Regions from separate parts of the Mus musculus genome. Here region 1 is linked to region 2. Evidence: chromatin loops called from intact Hi-C (ENCODE). Cell type or tissue: heart. All regions are shown on one strand.

Region 1 (8,000 bases), 93 kb after region 2:
GAAATGTAAATGAGCTAAATACCTAATAAAAAATGGAAAAAAAAAAGATTAGCACGCTAACAGCTAGCTAAATAGCCAAGATCCAGTAACTGCTAAGATCCCTTGTGAGCATTGGGGTGTCTGCACCCTGTTGCAGGAAGGTGTAGTAGCCTTTCTTTATGTCTGTAATTTTCCCAAGGCTGGTACCTGAGTCATATCTTTGGCTCTTCAGGTTTCACACTATTGGTTTGTACAATGTCCCCATCTCTGTACAGCAGATTGGAATGTTGCTGTTAGTACATTGTGAAAGGATACATTTTTTCCCCAGAAAGGACCTAAGTGATAGAGCTATAAACAAGGGTAAACTGCAGTTGAAAAAAGTCCCTTAAAAGGGTTTCCTATAACTTCCTATCAAAATATAAACCAACAGAGTAGAGTTTTGACCTGGGCACTGTCCACTCTCTGTCCCCCTGGTTCTTCTTTGAGTCACTTTTTCTCATGTCCACTTGGTCCTAATTGAGACCCTTCCCATACTAGATTCCATAGTATTCTTCTGGCAGCAGACAGAAGCATTTGATTTCATCTCCCAGTTCTTCAGTATTGTTTTCTTCAGCACAAGACTAGACTCCTTCCTGTTTCATCCCAAATGTCAGGGTTGAGTTGTTCCACTCTTGGACAGCTCTCTTCATTATGATTATCAGTGTTAATGCTCCATCATTAATCCTTGTGGGCATAATGGAGTCTCCCCACTGAATGGATGGGAAGGGTTACCATGGAAATATGTTTTTATCACTGATTCACTGCAACTGGTAGAACCGATGAACCACATCCTGTTTCCCAGTTGTACAGGGTGAAGTCACAAAGTTGGCATCTCTTATATGACCAAATAAATAAACAGAAGCTCTAAAATCTATGCCAGGGAAACATTCTTCAGACTCAGAGCAATGATACAGTTTACAGTGTATTTAAGTGGGTGATGCCATGCAATTACTGCTGAGAACTGTTAGTAGAGCACACAGAAAACATTACCTGTTTCCAGTTCTGGTTTCTATGTGGTGGTATCATGGAAATTACATAAAATGCCCACCTAAAAACGAAACACCTGCACGTTCACATTTGAGACCCTCCTTTGCAGGGGTTGGTGTAGTCTATCAACTTGCAGTAAACTAAAGAGTATATATTAATATATATCAATCTCCCTATATCTATTTATATTGGTTATTCAATTTTCAAAAGTAATAGGTTGATCCATATGGAAAAATTACACTTGTGGGTTTTCAGATCTATCATCTAATGCATTACAGGAAGGCAGAGTAGCAGCGTTTCCTCCATGGATATGCAAGGAGGAACAGCTTTCTGTTTTCACCATCCCATCTCCTTCCTCTGGCAGCTGTCAAACCTATAGCTTTCCTGCCCTGTTACTTTTCTCTAATAAAATTGTCCTCCAGCTTCTCTCCAAGTTTCTTCTAGATTCTTTTGCTAATGACATTAACACCCAAAGAGAACCCTGACTTCCCCAGGGACACCATCATTTCTGTGTTTGATCGGGCCCAGGTTTGGGATTTTTAAAAACTGATCACTGTACTTATTACAAAACATTTATGATATTTGAAAATAGATATAAGCATAATAAAATTGTGACTGGATTTTATGAATCAAGACAATTTATCTTTGCTCCTGAATAGAAAAATCAATTTGAACTATTCTAGTAAACCATAGAGTTTCTTTTATTATTCCTGAAGTCTAAATGTTCTGGGCTTTACAAACAAATGACGAACGTATCCAGGAAAATCAAATGAAAACCACAAAATGCCAAAGCTTTGCATCATTGCTAATTCTGTCACATGTCTGGAATGCATGTCAGGTATATTCATCTAGAACACTTCTCATCTTGTTGGCAACATGTGCAAATTAGATGACGTGCTTCTGCTCCAAGGCTCAAAGCCACGCATTCAAAGACTGCTCTTTTCCTTTGAAGGATTCCATTCCCATTTGTATTAAACCTTTGATTTCAAAAGAGAGGTCTTTGGAAATGCAGGCAGTCTAGGCACAGTTGTAGCGCTGAGCCTCTTCATTCTAGGCCTCAGGGAAGAATGAGTCTTAGAGTACCTGTCCCCTCCAACATCACCTAGAAGGGCCAGTGGTTGGGGAACTACCACCGTGAAGGTGAAACAACTAAACTAATCTTACTGCCCATCTCAAAAGACTTCAGAAAGGAAAGGCAACATAAATCTTTCAAAGAAAGATTGCTGAATGGATTTAGAGGAAGCAAAGTTGTTATTAGTGGAGAGTTGACAGAGCAAATCACGTGTTAAGAAAGCATGCCTCAAAACAAAGACAGTCGGAGCTTCAAGGAAAGACACAGACTAATGGAACTGTGAAAACATGAGCTGACACAAGGCCACCTTCAGGCTGTAGCTTTGGATTCATTCTGGTGGAATTGTCTAATCTAGGTGGGCATTACTTTGAGCCCATGGCCGTAATTACCCTCTCATGGTCATCCCAGGAATCTAACGTCCATGTTTAAATCACAAAGGACTAGGTCTGGAGAAAAGGCATGGAAGGACATTGAGATCGCTCTCTTTACCCCATGGCTGGCTGCTGCCAAACCTGCTCAGCACTCTCATATTTCTGCAACTACCTGGAGTGCACTGTTGCAATCCCATGCTCAGCTGTGGTTACCTTTCCCTGGAGCTCAGTAGAATCTATGCGAGAAGGAAGACACCAGACAATCTTAGTTTAGAGGCAACAGATAACACAACTGCTGGGTACAGAACCTAGCATTCTGTTTATCAACTATTCTATGTTAGAAATCTTCCAGTGGCAAATGACCACCTGAACTAACAGCCCCTGGCCTTCTACATTATGACTCCTTGATCCCACAGTCCAATAGGAATTTCCTTCCTTCTGCCTTCCCTCTTCCTCTCTCAGAACTGGAAGTCCCACCTTCTTCTCTCCCAGTGATTGGCTTCTTGCATTTATTATTCTAATCAATTAGGGGAAAATTCTGCTACAGAAAATAAATTGTTTATGGGAATCTTGGAAATGGTGAGAGCCCTGAACTTGAGTGGGAAGAAAGGAAAGTTGTTTCCAAAGCTGGTCTTAAAGATTCACACTTTAATCATTATAAACACTTTTATGTTTATGAGTGAGAAACCACACACATTCCTTTAATAAACAAAACTGAAACCATTCTACAGTCTGGGGAGAAACTCCAAGCCTTACTCATGTTTTTATGTGGTGTTTCTTTCAGGACTGATATGTTAGTGCCAAGGAACTTGCACAAGGGTCTCACCAAAACTTCTCCCCATTCCTGATTCCCACCTTTTTTTGGGAGAGGGAAAGTTCCCTCATTTTGAGCGTGTAAGATATTTAATATAATGAATGAAACCCCTCCCTCTCCTTTCCTGCAATTTGTCAGAAAAGAAGGTGTATTAATATCTGCTCTTTGACATTTAAGAAGGAGCCTGCCCCAGCATAGCAGGGGGCCAGCAGCTTCCTGGTTATCACAATGAACAATAGAGGCGAAACATTTTCCGGTTGGAGGGTGGCAGCCTAACAAGCTCATGGTGTCCAGTGCTGCTGCCAGTCCTCTAGAGCAGGAGTTATATAGGAAGATTTGATTTGTTCAATATGGGTGCTAGGAACTGAATTTGGATACTTTGGAAGTGCAGCAAGCACTCTAAACCACTGAGCCATATCTCCAGTTCCTTTAATTTAATTTAAAAACATTGAAATAGATTTCAAGTATCCAGATTGGTCTTGAAAAAAATTATTGAGCCAAGGATGGCTTTGAACTGGTCTTCCTGCCTTCCCCTCTTCAGGGTTGGAATTACAAGTATGTGCTTGGTTGATTTGGCAGCCTTGTGTACACTGGGCAAACACTCTACCAACTGAGCTAGATTCCAAGGCCATGGGAGCATTTTATTTTTATTCACTTTATCTCTCCCTTCCCAGTCTTATGCTCACATAACCTGTCCCCCATCATTACCTCCAAAGAGAAGGGGAAAACCCCCATGGATACCAGTCTGCCCTGGGCCATCAAATCACAGCAGGACTAAGTATATCTTTTCCCACTGAGGCCAGACTGGGCAGCCCAGCTAAGGAAAGGGGATCCAAAGTTAAGCAACAGAGTCAGAGTCAGCCTTCACACCAATTGTTAGGGGACGAACATGAAAATAAAGTTCATATCTGCTATATGTGTGTAGGGGGCCTAGGTCCAGCCCATGCATGCTCTTTGGTTGGTGGTTCTGTCTCTGTGAGCCTCCATGAGTCCTGGTTAGTTGACTTTGTAGGTCTTGTGGTGTTCTTGACCCTCTCAATCCTTTCACCAATTCTTCAACAAGTCTTTCTGGGTCCAATTTTTAAAACTAAAGCTTTGTAAAGATAATGGCAACCAATAAGAGAAGGAGACTGGAATAATCATTAAGGACCTGAACTTGGTGTGGAGTTCTCTTAATCTATAGTACACTGCAATAGTATTAAACAAGTTTGCTACCACATCTCTTAGAAAATAGAACTTTGGTTGTCAATGCTGACATTTCTTTCTTCTATTTCCTTATTGCTTTTGTCTGGAATCTATTGCCAGGAGAAAAATAAACAATTTAATAATGTGCTAGGACATTCTGCCAAAATACTCTCTAGAAAGCTTTACTCCATTTATCCTGCCGTTAAAAGTATGTAAGCATGTAATTTGAATTCTCATTGTAAAGAGTAGGCCACTGAGAGTTTCCACATTTTATTTTACCCAGGACCAGCTATGGCATCCATTGTAGCAATCAACTCCCAAACTTTAGTAACACAGAACAACTTGGGCTTATATCTTGCTCAGAGCCACCTACCTTTTTCAGTGAGATGGATACCCTGGTCTGTATGGCCCTCCTCTGAAATCCTATTTAGAATAGTTCTAGAGGATTTGGAATTTACTATTTCATATTCTGGCTCCTGCGTAAAAATATCATTTATGTTCACAGCCCCATTAGTCATAAAAAAAATCACATGAATCATTAAGTCTTGTTAGGAATATAAATCTAATATGCATCAAGGGGAGGGAGAGAGATTGAATTTCATGGCCATTCCTGTGCCGTGTGTGTGTGTGTGTGTGTGTGTGTGTGTGTGTGTGTGTGTGCGCACCTTTCTCTGGTAAGAGAGGTCAAGCAATGGTCTTTTGTGAATTACTCATTGATGTTACTCTTGTTATGTATATTAAGCTGGATATGTTGGTAGGGCTTAGTAGAAAAGTTGAACAATTTAAATCATTCTCACATAATGAAGCAAGGATCATCTACTACCTCTGTTCTTCCCCTTCCCATTTCCCACCTACATAGTTTCACACAGCAAACAATCTGGGAGCAGGTAGTGGGTGGTCACCTGGTGCAAAACTCACTCCAAGCAACATGTCCTATAATGTTTCCAAATAGAGACATGGGCCATTAGCAATATGTGGTGATCTATGATTGACTCGTTGTACAATAGAAACTGTCAGTGTGCAAGATTTATACTGACAGACAGCTAGTTTTCCAGGAGGCACCTCTCAGTTGCAAGGGACAGAACTTTAGCTTGAATTAGTGGGAAACCCACACATGTACTGCCTCAAGTGAAAAGTGCAGCCTTTTCTTACGTGCAGCTTGGCCAAAAAGGTGGCATCAAATAATATCATCTGAAATCTCCTTCCATTTTCACCTGTCATGCTTGTTTTGGTCTGTGTTCATTTTAGTCCCCAAAGAGCTTTTCTCCATGTGGCTGTCAGGGGAAGCTCCGCAGTTATGTATATGGGCTTCAACCTGTATCAGTCTTAGAATGTTGAACTTCAGGAACTAGGACCCAACCTTCTTTACCCACAACAATTAAAGGAGTCAATTCCCAAATAAAACTTTGTATATTTTGAAGTACAATGTCATGTTTATGTATATAATATGATAATTAAGCAAGCTAATCAATTAATTTATTAACTTGGTCACTCCTTTTTATGGTAAGAACATTTACACTTTCTCTTAGTTATCTTGAAATATGACACACTATATTGCTGAGTAGGCTCACTGTATTGCTCAGTAGATCTAAAATATTTTTTTTATTCATGTTTTCTAGCTGATGGTTTGGCTAACATCTCCTTATTATCCGCTCTGCCCAAGCTATGCATACTACTCTATTCTGTACAAATTAACAAAGCAGTGGTGATTCCTGCCGCTCTGGTTATGACTAAACTCATAACTTGTAGTGAGTTTGGTGATAGGGGAAGTCCCTTCTTTGTTTACCTAATCACCAACTCTAACAGCAATCCTCCAAAGGAAAAGAGGCTTGAAACTGCACAAGTTCCCATAAACACAGAGTAAACTACCTGCCTGGGTCTAAATGTCATGTTTTCTACAGAATCATTCTGGAAGAGATGAATTATTGACGACAGAACTCTTGTTAAAGTTACTCAAAACATCTTCAACATCAGTCTCAACATCCATAATTTGGCTTAGGTTGGATGGATGCTGAGCACACTTCGTAGGGCTCTGCAGTGAGTCATATCTTAATTGGATCCTATCTGCATCAATGCATTGCCTAGATTACTTCAGAGTCTGTTTTGGTGCTTGTTCTTCCTCTACAACTTGGCAATAATAATAGTACTATTTTTTGCTTGTGTGTATTCTTTATGTTAATTTATGTAAAAGTCTTACCACACTGCTTAATGAAGTAATAGAAAGAGTAGACTCTGCCTATTATCATCCTACAGCAACTACTACAACTTGGCAATCCACACTGTGATGACCTGATTTCATCTAAGTCATTTAGAGTTCTGAATTTAGCTCTACTATTATCTTTGAACTTTATCATAGACATGAAAATGAGGGCAATGACATGAAAGATTTCAAGTACGCCCTGAAGCAGATTGCAGGGAGAGGAGAAACTGGATTTTCCAGCATGCATATGTCGCAGTGTTGACTATGTTGAACTTGAGGTGCTTGCATGATGACAAAATGGAGACGTCTCATTTGCAATTCTATTCTGTACATAAGGACGTACTCAGGTTTGGAGAAAATCCTGCAAAATTCATTTGCAAATGTCAGAGAGTCCAAAATGCTCAAACTGAAGAGTGGTTTGTGTACGCTTTCTTCCTTTGCAGAATTTAATATGGCATAGACAACTTTACTATCACAATATAGTTTTGAAAGCCTTTCTTTAAATAATGAAGAGCTATCTAGAAGCTGTATTTTAAGTTTTTATGTGAGAAATGTAAATAAATAAATAAGTTAATTAATTAATATTGAGAACTGACTACCTACTTGTACATGGATCATGTTACACGGGTTCCCCATTTCTCTGGGCTTCCTGTTTCCAGTCAAAGCTTTTGAACATTGAATCCAATCAGGCATAACTGAGGTCCTGATGATGTTCACAGCCAAGGCTATAGAGACAGAGGAAGCTGCTATGCGAATACACAAGGAAAGAGGCAGGGTTGGAAGGGACAGTGGGAAAGGAATTCTGAAGGAAGTCTAGAAGAAACATGGCCAACAAGGAAAGTAGTAAGCATTTTTACCAGGGCCAAAGCAAGAGATGGGGCTAATTGGAGGGAATGGCCAAACTTTAACATCATAAAGAAAAGTATAGGTTGAGTGAACATGATATATTAATCTTGCCAATGAGAAGATCATCCTTGTGGTGGGACAAAGGAGAGGAAAACTTTCCTCTGTTTTACAAACATTGAACTTGTTTAATGTGATAACTGAATGGGGATTTTTGAGATGGTTCTTTGCTTGTCTTTCAAATTGCAGAATAAAAATGTGTTTTACTGACTTAGTAGGAAGACATCTGAGTGAAAATTCTTGCAAAGCAGTGAATAATTGATGGGGTTTACTAATAGTAAGACTGACTCAGGAAAAATTTACATCTATGCAGGAGATTCTTAAGACTTGCTAGTCTTGAGATGTATACATTGTGGGTTATTGTAACTCCAAAAATTTTTAAATCACTTAGTAATCAATTCTTCCTGTTTTTAATACAGATTTCTTTTTATAGTCTTCCAATTCTTTCCC
Region 2 (8,000 bases):
CAGCAATTCCCTGTCCTCCCCTCAATGAAGAACAAGTCTAGGAAATGGAAACAGTGCCGACTCACACTCAGCATGACCTACTCTGTCAAAACACACAGAAACACACTCGGGCAGAAACAGTAAAAGGCAGTTGACAAACATTAGTGGGAGCCAACACACTTTCTCTACATGGAACTATAGCATGTAAACCCTATTTGAGGATCCAAGAAATACATACTAATACATCAATGTTGAACAAAGGGGTTGTCTTAGATTTGGGTAGCGGACTGGTCATACGTCTAGTATTTAAGAACATATATAAAGCAGCTCCTAGAGATATTTGATGAAAACCAAAAGCTTCTGATTTTTGAATATGCATGTGGGGCTTAGTTGTTACCAGCAAGGCGTGGGAGGGGTGTGGAAGAGGGACAGAGGAGCAGAGGGATTGATTTATTGATTTATTTTTGAGATTCACATTCATGAACACAAAGAGAAGAGCTGTCAGCAACACACATGCCAATGACCAAACAGCAGCGAAACCTGCCTCTTCCCGTCTGGGCGGTCCAGACACAAAATGACATCTCACGAGCAAGGAAATTCAGATATAAGGGAACCAGTGAGAGAGAAAAACAGACCTGGAGTACAGTTTGCAATTGTAATGTAGTTAGACACTGAAGGGTACCAGTCAATCAAAACTAGAAAAAGAAATGGCAAGCCTTAACACAGACTGGCTCCGAGTCTCCTCCCAGTAGACAATAATAATAAGAGAAAATTAAGTTTGAACTAGAGACAAGAAGACAAACACAAGGCAAGTGGTTCTGTTCAGATGAGTTGTAAGTTCCTAAGGGATGAGAAGGGTGATATGCCAGGACCTCTTCCAAAGCAGCTTTCTCAGGCTTACTTCATACAGACACAATAGTCCCTCTCTAGGTCATTGATAAGACTGCATCCAAAGGCACATGTAATTCTCTGCACTGAGAAAATGCTGAACCAGGAAATTTCTTTAAAATAACAAGATTCACAAGTATTTTTCCTGTAGTTAGGATACTAGAGGTATTAACAGTGACTCTTACATAAGTATAATTTTTGAAAGATGTGCATAGCTAAGCTAAAAATTGATCAAAGATGATTTCTATCATAAACTCATGGTCAGAATCAATTGTGGTGAAAATGGATGACTAGTGGAAGAACTCTCTCTCTCTCTCTCTCTCTCTCTCTCTCTCTCTCACACACACACACACACACACACACTCCTTGCTGAACAGCCTATACTTGCTGAGAAGAGAGTTCTAAGAGTTTAAAAGCCATAAAAGCTGAAACTCTGGCACTGGGCTACCATAATTTATGATGATTACACCCCAGGTTGCTGCACCATGCTCTACAGTTGACAGTGCACATAAATGACTTCACTTGATCTTCATAAAAACTATGTGGAAAGGTCAGGACAGGTATTATTATCCCCATTTTATAGATGAGAAAGCTGAGTTTCCAAGTGAGACTGGTTTTGTCGGGTTTGGGTTCTACAATAAGCTTGCTTCCACAGTGATACCAACATTAACAGCTACACAGCCTAGTAAATAGACTGGAGTAGCAGACTGGTTTCCCACACTTCAGTTTTCCTGGATAGAATACAGATAAAAGTGTCATTTTCAGAGACTCAAGTAAAAGGTAAAATGTATAGATAAAGTCGTGGCCTTAAAGATGTTTACTGTGGAGCACTTTTACACTTGAACTGCAGACAGAAAGGAGAAGGTTGCACTCTGAAAGTGTTAAATGTGTGACTGAGACACACACAGAGATCCAATGTATATATGACATACACACATTCCCAACTACACTATCCTCCCAAATGTGTAGTTATGTTTCCTACATTAACAGCCACAGAGTACTCCTGGAAAGTGGTGAACCACCCTTGGTGATCATGTTATAAAATGCATATATAGTAGGATGAAGTACTTTAGAATTTAGAAAATATGTCTCTTCAGCTCTTTAAAGCATGTTCATTTAAATGCCTCCAAAAGTTCCTCATTTAAAATAGAATAGTGGGAAGGGGGGAAGCAAGGAACAAAACAAAGCACTTCCAATTTCTTGTCCCTAGTCAATGCTTTTTTTTTTTTTTAACAAATATGCCATAGAGTTTAATGGCATTACAATACCAAATGATTTATGACAGCCAGAAGAAAAGAGATGTCTACAAAAACCAACTTTCAATCTCTGGAGAAAAACAGATAGGTGCGCAATCTGACTTTAAACTCAAGAGATAAAAGGCCTTCATTTGTGGGCAAACATAAGGATGAGAGCCAGATCTGTGGAGCCTGCATTCATTATAAACTCCCAGAAACAAATCTGCACAGTGTGATGAGGCACTCTCGGTACACAGTGATTAAATGATAAATAACATTTTTAAAGAGAAAAAATTCTCACATGTTGAAAATCTATCCATCAGCTGCTAAGACATCACTAGTCTCCAGTTCTAAATACATGTGTTTAATCATGTAACTGGTAAAGTTCAATTAACAAATAACATGCCTCCTCAAGCAAGGCTCTCCGTGAAGCGACAAGCACCGTGTAGAAATCAATACTCCCTCCAACTTGCTGCATATAATGAGTTACATCAAGCATGGTTCCAATACTAACAGCATTGTATGGCAGAGACACTCGGTAACGCGGAAACCAGAAAATTAAATTAAGTCGTCGGAATTCATTGCATAGAGCTGGTGCCTTCTGCACACCACCCCACACACGGTCTTTCCTTTGCCTGCTACCATTTCATAGTCTCTGCCTACGAGGAGGATACACTCAAGCTCCAGACTCCGAGGTCTAACTCCTAAAGGGGAGGGGGAAAGAAAAGCTAAGGGACGATTTGCTCCGGAAAACATCATGGTGAGTGTATTTCCAGGAAATCGAGCAGTCTCAACAATGAAACTATCAAGTACAAAGTAAGTTCTGTCTTCCCATCCTGCTGGTTCAGCCAGGAGCGCGGCTGTCGCGTTTCCCGTCACCCTCTGGCCACTCTGTGTTTCCACAAACACTGGGAACCAAGGCAGCAGCGGATGCGCCCTCCAACCTTGCTGGGCTGGGTGGGTTAACCAGAAAAGTTGTAAAGCCTTGTGGGAGGCAGAGGCTTAAACCTGGGAGCCCGCTCCCCAGCGTCCACCTGGTGAAACTTCAGAGCCGGCAGATACATAGAAGCCAGCGACCTACAGGCAGGATATCAAAACTGGACGGGAACAGAGACCACCAGTCTGAAAGACCCGGAATCCTGGGACTTATCTGAGCGGTTTTACTTAGAACTCAAAGGGATAGCCTGGAATATCGCATCACGTCTCACTCCTGGGTTGTCCAGGAGAACAGCGAACGTTCCCAGCCCAGGTCACCCAGGCGGACTCAGGGTGGTGTGGAGCCAGATTTGAGCTTTGTGGTGGCTTCGCCCCATAAATAGGGTAAGCCTTCCGGGAATGGGAGCCCAGAACTCGCTGCCCAGGACAGCTCTGAATCTACCCTTAGAGCTACATTTACAAACGTCGTACGGACTCTGCCAATGTATACATACAACGTGCTCCACGCTGTGTGCTCTGTAATCTATCCAGGAGCAACTCTGAACCCTCAGCAGAGGAGGAAGGAGCCTCCAGGAGGCACCGGGAAGTAGCTGGACAATAGTCAGAGGCGGTTATACCCGGGACAAAAAGCACCTGGCAGAACACACCGAGATCGGTCCCTATGTGTCTCCACAATTCTCACAAAGACTTCCCGGGGAAATTTTGAACAGTCTGGCGACAGAGAGCCACTAGCCAGCTCAGCGAGCCATAAAATCGTGGTCCCGGGAGCCCTAAGTACTTTTTCTTCCTCACTTCCCTAACTAATGCTGTGGACTGCTCCCGACTCCCAGGCAAAAAGAACACCCAGGAAAAGCAAGGTCGCCACACACTCCATCCAGCACACCCTGGGCTGTCTGCGCGCCGGACTAGCCTCAGAAACAATGGGTCGAGAACGTAAAAGTTACCTGCGCACGGGGGCGCACAGCTCTTGGCCCTGCGTCCCGCCTGACACAAACTCCCAGGACAGACCTAGCTCCAACCTGCACCACCACCACCCCCGCCACCTTAAGCGGACGCCCCCTGGATCCCCGAACCCAGCACCAGCAATCAGTCAGTCCTTCCTGCCTGAGTCCAAGACTGTGGACAGACACAGACCACCCCCAACCTCTCACCTGCTGAGAACTGGCCAAGGGCCGACCCCAGGAGAGGCCACGGGTACAGAAGCCAGAGAGCTACAAAAGCAGGCAACGCAGCGGCCGCCACATCCATGGCGAGTTTGGGAGAAGTTTCAAGCAGCTTTGCAAAGAGCCTCCGGGGGAATCGCGGTGAAATCCGCCAGCCAGCAGCCCGCCCGGCCTCGTCGGGGGGCTCGCGGAGACGCCGCGGCCACCCGCCAGCACTTTCGTCCTTGCGCAACGTCGGCCAACTACCTCGCGGGCGAAAGCGTCTCCAGCGTCGCCCGCCAGCCGCGGCCGCCGCTCTCCATGCTAGGCAGAGGCTGCTCAGGGTAGTCCAGAGTTAGTTTGCTCTGGGAGGGACGGGGGCGGAGCCTGGGGTGACGTCGCCCCGCGGGCTCCGGCAGCTTCGGAGGAATGCGGGCTCCGGTGCGCGCCGCCGCCACTGCCGCCTCCTGCTAGGGAGACGCGCGCCAGCCGGGCCGCGCGCCCCGCGCCCTGCGCCCCGCGCCGCCTTTGTTCGCCACCTGGGCTCGGTGGCCGCGCGGCTCTCTGGCGGCGAGCGGGAAAGGGGGACCTGGCGCAGCTCCCTGCCGGATCCCTGAGATTCAACTCTGAGAGGCAGAACTGTGGGCGGACGACGGAGGAGGCGCCCGAGGAGAGGTGTCCTGGGGTTCTGTCCCCAAGGTGGCGGTCCCACCAGAGCGGCTGGTGGTAGGAAGAAAAGGGAGCGTAGATGTGACCTTTAAAACGCCGACCTGCACTGAAATTTCACTCTTCCTTATTGATAGGATAAGGAATAAGGCTCCCTACCCCATTGAAAACTTACTCTCGTTTGTTCACGAAATAAATAAAACTTGGACCAAAATAAAATGTTGGGTAAGTTTCCAGTGTGAACAGCTGGCGTGCCTCGTTTCTGGTTTATTTGTCATTGGGAAGCTCCCAGCCGCTCAGCCTTCGCATAGCCTGGTGGAGTAGAGCAAGACTTGGTTTTGTTTTGATTTTTACTGTCTTGTAGCTATATAAGAAATAAGTATTTAATAAAAGGAGTTTATCCCAACAATGAGCACAGCATGGTTGCTCCGAAGGAACCCAATGCTGTGTGCTGTGTTACAGGCAGGAAGTCAGTTTTGCTACCTTAGCAGCTTGGTGTGATTTCTCCAAATGCCACCTTCACTTGCTTCTGTAGCAACGCTGTATAGTTGCTTACTTTTACTCATGTCTGCAAATTATGACACATGTAAGTATGACCAAAACTGAATAAGCCTAACTTTTTTTTTGAATTTTGATGCTATATATGCAACTGCTAATAATAGCCTTGATTGGCACCTGTCAGTCACTCAAAATGTCTTTAGCCTTTTAAAATCAAAATGAAGTGAAATTCAATTTAATACAGCATTCTCATCATTAACCGAGCCACATATTTCTGTAATTAATACATGCTGTTATGACTAGGTTTGGAATAGATGCAAGTGACTGTATACTACACACACACACATCTATGCACATATATTATACATATTGATGAAGAAGGGAGAAAATGGGTTTCTTTTTTATTTGCTGAGGATAGAAAGTCCGTTACGCTACAGCCTTGATGACTGCTCATTAGTACCTGTAACAAGCCCAACACTTGTCAATTCAGTTCAGCATAGTTCAGTCATCTCCCTCTGGGTACAATGTCAATGTTCCTTAGCTCATTAACCTATAACTTTAAGCACACTCTACCAAGGGTCCTTATTTCGTACACTAAAGAGCTTTATTAGATCACAGGTAACCAAAAACCTATTATTTTCTTTTCTGAAGACTTAGCAAAACTTTCTAAAATTAGCAGTAATTTGCCAGAGTAAAGGCAAAGGAAACTTGTCTGTCCATATATGAATTTGTCTGTCTATTCTTGCATGAAAAATGTTCATCACTTGGCAATTTGTTTGAGTAAGCATGCAAACGAAGCCCTTCCGAGACCTACAGATAGTGGATAGAACCTCACTTCTTGTCATAGTCATTCCCGGAGTCAAGGGATAAAGAATTTGGTTCATTTTCTCTATGGTAGAGAAATAACAGTACGAAAATGCTGTGAGGGTGCCTAAAGTGTACCAGGCATCTTAAATGGACACTACCACAGTTAGGAATCAAGTTCAGGTAAGAGTCTTGTGGTACACATACAAGGAAACAAGACTAGGGAGAAAGTAATTTACCCAAACAAGGGAGGGGAAAGGAAGACAGAGAAGGAAATCCTTAAAAGGAATTAATAGAGATGCCATCTCAATAAAACCAGAAAAAATGCAGTAACATTTTGGGCAAGCAACTTGGAGCTTTATCCTTAGGGCTCATAACAAACATGGACTAGGGGGCTTAGAATCACTTTAGTAGTAAGTTGGTCTTGAACCTGCCACTCTCCTACCTCAGCATTTTTTTATTTTAAGAAAACAATGAAATGTTCATATTCTTTTATCTAGTTGCTGTCCAAACACTAACACCAAATATATATTTTAAAAAATGTTTTAGGAACTAAGATATTTACAAAAAAAATGTGAAAATAATTAAATGTCTACTTACAAGCCAACTCCATTTATAAAGCGTGTTACTTAGTAGATGTCTTTCATAATATACAAAATGGAATTTTATGGAGAAAGGAAACTGCAGAGGGAAGAGAGTTTATGATCAAACATTGGGGAAGGTTAGCTGAAGACAATATAAACTTTCAGGTTAGAGAGAAAAAGCCTGGGGGTTATAGAGAGGGTTTAATGGTTAAGAGCCCTTTCTGCTCTTCCAGAGTTTGGCTCTTAGGGGCCATGTCAGAGGGCTAGCCACCTCTAACTTCAGTTCCATCATTCCTGACACCCTCATATGGATTCATGGAGCACCTGCATTCACAGTGCCACACCAGGACATACAGACACACAGACACACACTCCACACGTACACGCACAAGCGAACACACATGTATACATTACTAAAAATGAAATCTTTTTTTTAAAAGAAGAAGAAAAAACCTGGAGAGGGAAGGCTGGTGGTGAAGGCTGTAAGGCTGTGTGGATAAATTTAGTATCAACAAATGACACACTCAAAGTGGGTAATATGGTAAAGTCTATGTTCTATGTAATGTATTACAATAAAGCCATGACATGACATAATTCTACAGTCAAGAACAAACAAAGAAACATCTCTCTTCGAGCTGGAGAGATGGCTTAGCAGTTGAGAGCAGAGGCTGCTCCTTCAGAGACTCAAATTCAATTCCTAGCACCTACATGGTAGCTCACAACTATCAGTATTCCAGCTCCAAGTGACTTGACACCTTCACACAGACATAAATGCAGGCAAAACACCAATGCAACACAAGACATAAAAGACTAATTAAAACAATCAATGTCAACAACAAGAAAACATGAGCTTGGCATAGCTCAGTGGCAGAACAGTCCTCTGGCAAGTTCAAATCCCTGCATTCCAGATTCAATGTCACAGGGGGGAGAGTAGTATTAATTCAATTACCAGTTAACTTAGCTTTGTTAAGTTTTACAGCTGCACATACCTATATTCCTGGAATGTTTTTGTTTTGGGTGGTGGTGGTCCTAATTTATTTTTTTATTTTTTTGCTACATAGTTGGTTGTAGTCAATGGAAAGGTCACTAGCTTCATTTGGGTTTTTTGTTGCTGTTATTTTTGTTTTGTTTTGTTTTGTTTTGTTTCTGGCTTAGAACTCACTTGTAACAATCTTTCTAGGATTGCTGGTCTGGGGTTGCCCTTTGAACCATAAAATGTCTTTTATGCTTGCTGATTTACCACCTATTAGCTACAATCATGAACTTAG

The links. A loop is a pair of places that touch in the nucleus more often than their neighbours do. Peaks named below come from ENCODE experiments on the same cell type or tissue, not always from the same donor. Only the 100,000 strongest peaks of a DNase experiment are listed, where the experiment ranks them.
Region 1: a loop joins it to region 2, with 2.2 times the contacts of the local background. A loop is called at or near these places in 2 of 42 quality-filtered maps.

What each region holds. Positions count from the first base shown.
Region 1 is chr10:27,978,078-27,986,077 of GRCm38, reverse strand. No RefSeq gene overlaps it. Among named protein-coding and RNA genes, the nearest start is that of Ptprk, 93 kb to the left of the region's middle. In heart, no CTCF peak of the experiment used is centred here; no DNase peak of the experiment used is centred here.
Region 2 is chr10:28,071,367-28,079,366 of GRCm38, reverse strand. It overlaps Ptprk (protein tyrosine phosphatase, receptor type, K), which reads right to left and starts at 4,547. Exons shown (of 32, transcript NM_008983.2): 1 at 4,190-4,547. The coding sequence starts at 4,286. In heart, CTCF peaks have their summits at 919, 3,122 and 4,778; DNase peaks (open chromatin) are centred at 3,036, 3,626 and 4,576; H3K4me3 peaks cover 3,587 bases; H3K27ac peaks cover 2,938 bases.